2 separate regions of the Homo sapiens genome follow, and region 2 is linked to region 1. The links are chromatin loops, found by intact Hi-C in ENCODE. Cell type or tissue: breast epithelium. All regions are shown on one strand. Links, peaks and the distances in the headings refer to the core of each region. The heading gives the core; the rest is flanking DNA. Region 1 overlaps DYM (dymeclin). Region 2 overlaps CTIF (cap binding complex dependent translation initiation factor).

Evidence for each region. A loop is a pair of places that touch in the nucleus more often than their neighbours do. Peaks named below come from ENCODE experiments on the same cell type or tissue, not always from the same donor. Only the 100,000 strongest peaks of a DNase experiment are listed, where the experiment ranks them.
Region 2: a loop joins it to region 1, with 8 times the contacts of the local background. A loop is called at or near these places in 1 of 110 quality-filtered maps.

What each region holds. Positions count from the first base shown.
Region 1 is chr18:49,205,258-49,209,649 of GRCh38, forward strand. DYM (dymeclin) reads right to left here. Exons shown (of 18, transcript NM_001353214.3): 14 at 4,294-4,392. Among named protein-coding and RNA genes, the nearest start is that of MIR4744, 160 kb to the left of the region's middle. In breast epithelium, for the core only: no CTCF peak of the experiment used is centred there; no DNase peak of the experiment used is centred there.
Region 2 is chr18:48,770,078-48,774,469 of GRCh38, forward strand. All of the region lies in intron 9 of CTIF (cap binding complex dependent translation initiation factor), which reads left to right. It overlaps LOC107985147 (a long non-coding RNA gene), which reads left to right. Exons shown (of 2, transcript XR_001753444.2): 1 at 1-4,392. Among named protein-coding and RNA genes, the nearest start is that of CTIF-AS1, 70 kb to the right of the region's middle. In breast epithelium, for the core only: no CTCF peak of the experiment used is centred there; a DNase peak (open chromatin) is centred at 1,804; H3K27ac peaks cover 1,387 bases.

The sequences.
Region 1 (4,392 bases), core at 261-4,260:
GGCCTCAATACATTACATTTAAATAAGAACAAATGTAAAGCCCTGCAATCACATTCAAATAATTAAATATACAAATCTAGAGAAATGTGTTTTTGTGTGAAAAAGATCTGGTAATTCTATATGAGTCAAGGTGTGCCTGCTTTTAAAAATCACTCCAGTCTTAGGACAAATTAAGAGTATAATTTATTACAGATTGCCATAGTAGATGAGAAAAAAATACATATAACATAACTATAATTTTATAATTCATATTTTTAAATTATAAAATATACTGAAATATTATATCAAATTCTGGATATCAAATTTTATGATGGGTACTATCAATCATCCAAGAAGATAATAAAAAGACTGCATAATCTAAAAATCATCGGCTGTCAGGAATGGTTTAAGTGGCCAAGGTATTTAAGCTGAAGAGAACAAAAATTAAGGGGAGTCAATGACAGGTGTTTTCAAAAACCCAAGGGGACCTCATAGACAGCACAGTTTACACATTTATGTGTTTCTCTAAAGCACAGAGCTATAGCCAATATACAAAAATTATTGGTAGGCAGGCTTAACATATTCTAATCTTTCTAAAAATGAAACAGCAAGAGCTTTACTGCCTTCTGAGGTAAGCAGCACACAGAAGTGCTCTCTTTCAGGGTTGCTGTGAAACGAATTCTTACATTTGGAAGAAGTTTGCAGTGGAGTAAGACTTCTATCTATAGCAGTAAGTCATGTTTGACTAAGGTAGAGTTTTTTTTTTGTTTTTTTGTTTTTTGCGGAGTCTTGCTCTGTGTCACCCAGGCTGGAGTGCAGTGGCACAATCTCGGCTCACTGCAACCTCCGTCTCCCAGGCTCAAGCGATTCTCCTGCCTCAGACTCCTGAGTAGCTGGGACTACAAGCGTGTGCCACCACTCCTGGCTAATTTTTTGTATTTTTAGTAGAGACAGGGTTTCACTGTGTTAGCCAGGATGGTCTCGATCTCCTGACCTTATGATCTGCCCATCTTGGCCTCCCAAAGTGCTGGTATTACAGGCATTAGCCACCGCGCCCAGCTGGTAAAGTTCTTTTTTAAGAAATAAGCTTATATTTCTCTCTAGAAACTGAGTTACATTTTTAAATTCCGCATAACAGAAAGCTATTTGATTTTGTTAAGTAAGTCCATGATTGCTCCATTCAGATATTTGGCTTGGTTTGTCTCTCTATATAATGTAGTTCTGTTGAAGAAAATCTCTCACCTGCAGGGACTACACTCCACCTGGCCATGTGTCACTGTGTATGCAAAATGTTTGTCACCTGCAAAGGAACACGGCAAGAGAAGATGGCGAGGTAATTCCTTTTATGCAAATCTATTCAGGTCTGTCCTGAATAGAACAGTGTCCTCTGTCCTGTCCCAGACTGCAAGTGGTAAGGCAAGGAGTGAAAGTTGGTTGGGGGTATGGGGAGGAAGCCTTAACTCCAGAGCCCATGCCCCTAGCCACTACACTATATTAACACTGTATTTCTTCTCTGTTGTTCAGAAAAAAATGGGCAGGGCCTCAGGAGGGCTTGATATTGAAAAAATACCCCCTGGAGGCTTCATACTGTAAACCCCAGCTGAGAGTACTGAGAAACCCAAGTGGGTAAGGAAGGAGGGGGTTCCAGGAAAGGTGTTGAAAGAGGAAACAGAAAATGCAGAATAAATTCTACACTGACTCAGAAACTGAGTGTTGGCTGAACTCTGCTGGGCATCAGGGGAAGGAGGCTCAGGAATTGGACACTGCTTTCACCACATGGTGTCTCCATCTTTCTCCTCATTTTTAAACTTTTGTTTTTCCCTACTTTGTCTTCCTTCTCCTTTTTCTTTCATTTTCTTTTATTTTCCCAGCTGAACATGTATTTCTGTCTCCTGTCTGCTCCTGCTAGGTGAGGAGTGTGACTCCAGGAGAAAAAAGACAGGGGCCTCTGGCACACATGACGAATGCTAAAATCTGCTGCCAGCTGTATTAATGAGGGTTAACAATGCGCCAGGCATGATATGCTATACGATGTATAACAATGAACAAGATATAGTGTTTACCCCCAGAAGGCTTATAGTTTCCACAAAACCATAGGAGAGATATGACAGGATAGGATATATACAAAGAAAAACACATGGAACAGATACGTGGTAACAAAGAACACAGAAGAGAAGCATAGTGTGATGATGTTTTATGTGTAAACCTGGCTAAACTATTGTGCCCAGTTGTTGGGTCAAACACTAGTCTAGATGTTGCTGTGAAGGTATTTGCAGATGTGATTAACATTTATGGAATGTTAAGGAAAGCAGAGTACCTTTTATAACATGAATAGGACTCACCCAATCAGCTGAAGCTATTATAAAGACTGAGGTTTCCTGAGGAAGAAGGAATTCTGTCTGAAGACCACAGCATAAAAATCCTGCCTGAGTCACTTGTCTGACGGCCTGCCCTGTGCATTTAGAATTTGAGACTGCAATATCAAGGCTTACCTGAATTTCCAGGCTGCCAACCTGCCCTACAGATTTCAGACTTGCAAGCCCCTGCAATAGCCAAAGCCCAAAATAGCTCTGTCTCCATCTCTCTCTCTCTCCACTTACATATAAAATCTCCTATTGGTTTTGTGGAGAGTCCGATGATACACTAGTAAATAAGAGTAAGGTCGACCGGGTGTAGTGGCTCACACCTGTAATTCCAACACTTTGGGAGGCCGAGGAGGGCAGATCACTTGAGGTCAGGAGTTCAAGACTAGCCTGGCCAACATGGTGAAACACTGTCTCTTCTAAAAATATAAAAATTAGCCAGGCGTGGTGGTGCACACCTGTAATCCCAGCTACTCGGGAGGCTGAGGTGGGAGAACTGCTTGGGCCAGGGAGGCAGAGGTTGCAGTGAGCAGAGATTGAGTCACTGCAGCCTAGCCTGGGTGACAGAGCAAGACTCCATCTCAAAAAAAAAAAAAAAAAAAAAATTAAAAAGAAAAAGACGTCAATTATCCTGCACATTTCAGAAGTTCAATGATCAGCAGCAGTTCTCCTCATTCCTTGAAACCAGACACACTCTGTCTCCAATTCCTGAGAGTATCATGCAACTTACCTGATATTCCCTCACTTTCCATAAGCCAGTGGAAAGTCACTGGGTTTAGTCTGCTAAATTTGATAAATTCTTCTAACATTACATACGTAACAGTTAATTCTATTATTTTCACCTACTTTTCTAACCCTCAGTTTTTTATTTCTCAAAAGTATCTACAATGACTCGATGTGAGGCTGATCAACATCATCACGAGTCTATAAAATCTTTCTGCTTCCAAGAAAAGTCTCTGTCAACTTACACACCAGACTGCTTTCCTTTCCTAGCAATCAAGTATTTTCACTTAGATATTATGTATAGTCTCAAGTTTTATATGTTTCATCATCTGAAAAGGTCTATTTTAAATTCTAAATGTTTGCTAATTTCTGGTTAAGGTTGTCATGGAGTTTTCTCCTTCTTCATCTAAATCATCTGGCAGTGAAGTTATTGCCTTAAATCACCATATCTAGCTAACAGTATAGTGCTGGTATAAGTCATCTCTTACTTAGAAAAAAAAAAACGTGTTAAAAATGTTAACTGCAAAGCACAAAGTGGTAATGTCATACTGCCCCTCTATTTTGGTGCACGATAAACACAAAACAGCAGGTGTTGATTTTCTCTGATATTCGAGATTGACAGCTTGTCTCTTTCTTACTCCACTGACCCCCATTATGTTTAATCTACATTCATCCATGACACATTGCAACCTGCTGATTTTATATGATTTTATAGCCACTCTGTATGTAAATAAAATGAGTACAAAATACAAAACCCCAATAGTATAATTTCTGCCTTCCTATAAAATCAACCTGCTCAACTGAATGCACCTCTATCGGAACATAGGTGAAATCCTACAGCTAGCTCTCAGGTGTGCTTGCATGAAGGAGAACTCAAAGGTCATAGTAACTGTAGAGTCTATTTCATATAAAACATCAGAGCACTCCAACTACTATAAATCAAAAGATTCCCAAATGGAATGCGGTATAGAATAGTTCTGGCAAGTTTATATAGACAACTCTGTGGTTGAAAGCTTTCCTCTCTCCCGTGAAACATAATATAAATTACTTAAGAAGACATTTGTAAGGAAACAAAATCCAGCTATTATTTTAAAAAAATTATTTAGTACCATTTCAAATATAAATGTTCTCTTTAATAATTTAATTGACACATGTCTTATTAAAACATGCAATTGTCAGTCATATACAACATGCAGCATGCAGTAAATGGACAGCAGAGGTTAATAACCTGGAAGCATAGGATCTGAGAATGTGAGAGCAAGTTAAAGACAAGAGTTCCTCTCCATTGTCACTGAGGGTCGAGAAGCAATGCTGAAGCGTAGAACAG
Region 2 (4,392 bases), core at 76-4,075, 440 kb before region 1:
CGGATCATAAACAAGCATTTTGATTTTTGAATCTGAAAATAAGCGAGGAAAGAAAATGACCACTGATCCTCAGCCAGTCCTGGAAAGTGCCCAGAACAGCAGCATGCCAGGTGTCCAGTCATCATATCATCAGGGGGGCCTGGGTGCTGCTGCTGTGCCAACTACTGCCCCAGGCCCCCAGGGACCAGTGAGCTTCCTGCAAAACCAAGTGCCCAGCTTCCTGCCTCTTTGCCACTGCGCCACTGTGCCACTGCGCCACTGCGCCACTACTGTGTTCTTCAAAATCACAGAGAGCCCCGCTCCTGAGAAAGCCCAAAGTGCCTTTCTGTGCACGGCATGGGCTTTTACAAGTCTCATGGGCAGTCTACTGCAGGCCTTGTCAGAGACTCTAGATGTGCAGAGGCTGAGGGAGCCTTGGACAAAAGTCACTCCTTTCCCGTGAAAAGTGGCCATTGCCCTGTGTTGTTAGGAGCGTGGGTGGCTCAGGAGGGGAGAGCAAGACCAGCCTGCAGCTTCATGAATCAGGTCAGCTGGGCCATCTGGAGCAGACAGGTGTGGGTCGTGCCCCCGAATCTCATTTCTCTAGACAGGATTTCTTGCCCTGAGGCAGCAACGCTGAGGCCTGAGGAGTAGCAAACCTGTGCAGTAGCATCGATTGCTGCCTCGATGCTGATCTTGAGCATTTAAAACATGTCTCTGCACCCACGTTTCCGTCCTGCAAGGGATGATTGGGTTGTGGTAGAGCTTAAATGAGGTAATGCATGCACGGACCCCAGCTCTGAGCCACACCACTCGGATGGCTCCATCAGTGTGGGTGCCCTGCCCTGGTGGGATGAACTGGGAGGCCCTTCTAACTTTATCCCATCCTAGATTCCCAAAGACCACCCCATGCCTCAGTCTTGGGCAGCATTTCCATTTCCCCCCCCTACGCTGATTAAATGTGGAACAATGAGGGCAGGCAATGAGTGCTTTTAGACTATTGTCTTCCTGGGCGGTGGGCCCAGGATTGACAGGTGTACTCTTCCTCCTAGTCAAATCTGCCTCCTCCAGGAAACCTTCCCTGATCTCCCAGCCCAGGGACCTCACCTTCCTCTGACTCTTGAACATTTACCATGTGTCCCTTTCATGAAGTCTTCTGGGCTCCCCTGTTTAAGCTTTTCTTATCTGAGACTTGTATCTGTGGATGTCTTGGGGCAAAGAATGCGTCTGGGTCATCTTTGTGTCCCACCACCATACTGGTACCCACAAGGTATTCATCAGGCATCAGCTGGCTGGCTCCAGGAGCTTCCTTCACTGGGGAGGAAGGAGCATGGATAGGCAGGCATGGGAATAGCACAGGCCACAGCCACAAAAGGGAATGGCCTGGGGTTTTCTCCCTCTCGCTTCTGGGCCAGGAGAGCTTTACCCAGGTCAGGAATTATTTCACCATCACCCGTGTCCCTTGCCAGACCGTGTCCCCTTCCCTGCATGCCCTCACCCCCCACCCAGGGTTCATTTTCCCTGCTAAATCCCCTGATAGAACTTGGCCGGGCACTGCCCTGTCTGAGGCTGCCACGCCGAAGCAGGCCCTGCAGATAAGTGGGTTACCGGAGAAGGCCAGCTCGGGTGTCCCAGGCCCCAGAGGGTCACCCCTGGCTGGCTGGCAGCTCACCCCCAGCACCTCCTCCTCCTCCTTCCCCGGAGCCAGGCAGGCAGGAGACAGCAGATCCTTCCCCCCAGCTCTGTGAGCGGCCGGCCCCCAGCCGCCGCGGGGAATCTGAGCTATGCTAAGCGGCTCCAGATCGCAGCATCTCTGCCCTGCCCGGGCACGGCCGGCCCAGACAGGGCGCCTCTACCTGCCGTGGCTGCCGCTGGAAAGCTGGCACCGCCTGGGCTGATGGAAAAAATCTCCCTGCGGGTTATGTAACTGCTCACCGCCCTGTCCCTGGCTCCCCAGGGAGGCTCCCAGCCACTACCAAGAGAGAGCAGTGGCCCCTGGGCAGGAAGGAGACCACAGAGGGTCACTCTTTCAAAAGGAAGAAAATAGTGTTGCGTTATCTGAGGTCCTCCTCTGGAACCAGCCTGTGCATGGCGCCAAGGTGTTTCCTGAAAATGCTTAAGGAGCTCAGAGGCCTGCCCCAGTATTATAGCAAGAAGAGAGCTAAACCTAGCGGGAGGGAGTGGCCACAGAGGAGGAAGAGGGCAGGACAGCTTTGTTACTGTTTTTCTTTTCTTTTCTTTTTGGCAAATTATTATTGCAGTAAAATATACCATAAAATTCACCATCTGAACTAGTTTTAAGTGCACAGTTCAGCAGTACCCCGCATACCTACAATGTTGGACAATGCCCATGACCATCCCCCGGCACCCCACCAAACCCTCTCATCACCCCAAACAAAAGCCATGTACCCACCATAACTCCCCTACAGCAATAACTCCCCTACAGCAATAACTCCCCTACAGCAATGCCTCCCCTCCATCTTCCATCTCCATGAATTCACCCACTCTACAAATAGCACACATGGGATATCATACAATATTTTTCTTTTTGTGCCTGGCTTATTTCACTTCACATCATGGTTTCCAGGTTTATTCATGTGTCAGAATTCCCTTCTTTTTCATGGCTGACTAATATTCCATTTTATGTCTATACCACATTTTGTTTATCCATTTATCTGTCAATGGGCACTTGATTTTCTTCCACCTTTTGACTATTGTGATTCATGCTGATAGGAGCATGCATGCACAAATATCTGTTTGAGTCCCTGCTTTTGATTCTTTGGGGTATATACCTAGAAGTGGAATTGCTGGATCATATGGAAATTTTATCTTTAGCTTTTTGAGTATCTGCCAAACTGTTTCCAGGAAGGGTGTTTTTGATGGGGGAAATATCATGAACCAAGAGCCAAAGAAATGACACAACTGAGGGACAATAAGGACACTGCCTTACTGAAATTCAGCTGAGAGCTGGAGGAAGTCTATAAGGGGGACCGACTAAGAGGCAGAAGGATCTGGACTTTATAAAGTGGGACTCAGGGAGCCATTGTGGGTTCTTGAGATGTAGAGTTCCAGGATCAATTAAAAATCATAGACCAGTGTAGACTTGCAGGAAGGATCTATAGATCATCCAGTCCAACCCCCTCGTATTACAGTTGAGAGACTTGAGGCCTGGAGAGGTTGAAAGAGGCCATGAAGACATGTTGATAGGTCATAGGATGTTGGACTTAAAGATGTTTTACATCAGAGAACCAGGGGTTCTAGGTAGCCACGTGGTCTCTTGTGGAGAGGGAGCATATCCAGGCTTAAGCCTGCCCCTCAAAGACCTGAGCTGTGATGGCAGGCCTCATTTCCCTGCCCTACTCTCAGGATCCTGCTCTCTGGCCCCTGGCACATGGAACTGTGGCATTTCCACCACCACCCCCACCAGCCAGAGCCAGGAGCTGGGGTTGCCTGCCATGGGGAACTGTGCTCCCCTAGCGCTGGTCCCCTTCCTTCAGTAAGTGCCATGGTGGGCTCCAAGAGCTTCTGGGACAAGTCAGTGGGCATCTTCGAACCAGAGCCCCTGGGTGAGCAGGCTTCCCCAGGGGTACATAGCCTGCATTCCAGAGAGGGCCCCTAACATTGGCCTGTGGGCCGCTGATAGGAAGAATGGATAGAGACTCCGCACAGGGTGCCCCACCCCCGGCCCTGGTGCCCCTCACCATGCTGCTGTGGGCTTATCTCCTTGTTGCCCTTCGCCCATACCAACCTGCCTGAGCTGCGTTTCTGATGCCTATAATGAACCAGAAGGGAGTTGAGGGGACAGAGGGGGAGAGGAACAGGAAGAGGAGATGACAGGACAACTCTTTCAACAGCCAGCAGGAATGCCACACTTGGCCTTCAACCCTCCGCTCTAAGAGTATTTATACCCACAGTGTTCAGGGTGGCCAGGTTCCACCTTGTCTAGATAAAGAGCAGGCCCCCTTACGGAGACAGAGGTCTCCCCAGCTCCCCTCCAGACAGCCACCAAGAGGTCAGGAACACACAGAGTGCACGGCGCAGTGCATGGAAGGGAGGCGCTGTTGCAGGGGCAGCCATCAGTGCCTGGGTTACTCTGAGGCCAATCGGCATCATGTGAGCAATTTAAACCCATGGTGTGCCCAAAGGCCAGCTTTTCCTACTTCTAGGTCTTCCCTCTCTGGGCCCCTCTGTCCAGGAGAGGCGGATACACTCGACCAGAAGCAGAACCATGGGCACAGGGAGTCTGCGTCATGCTGGCTCAGCATGGCTCTGCCCTTGAAACCCAGAGCCTAGAATAAGGGGTCCCTGTACACCGCCAGAGTGCCTCACTGCCTCCCACCTAGAGCTCAGGTTTAAAGGCCTTCACTCGGTATCAGGGTGCAGAGCTCTGAGTCTTCAGGGAAAAACAGCGGC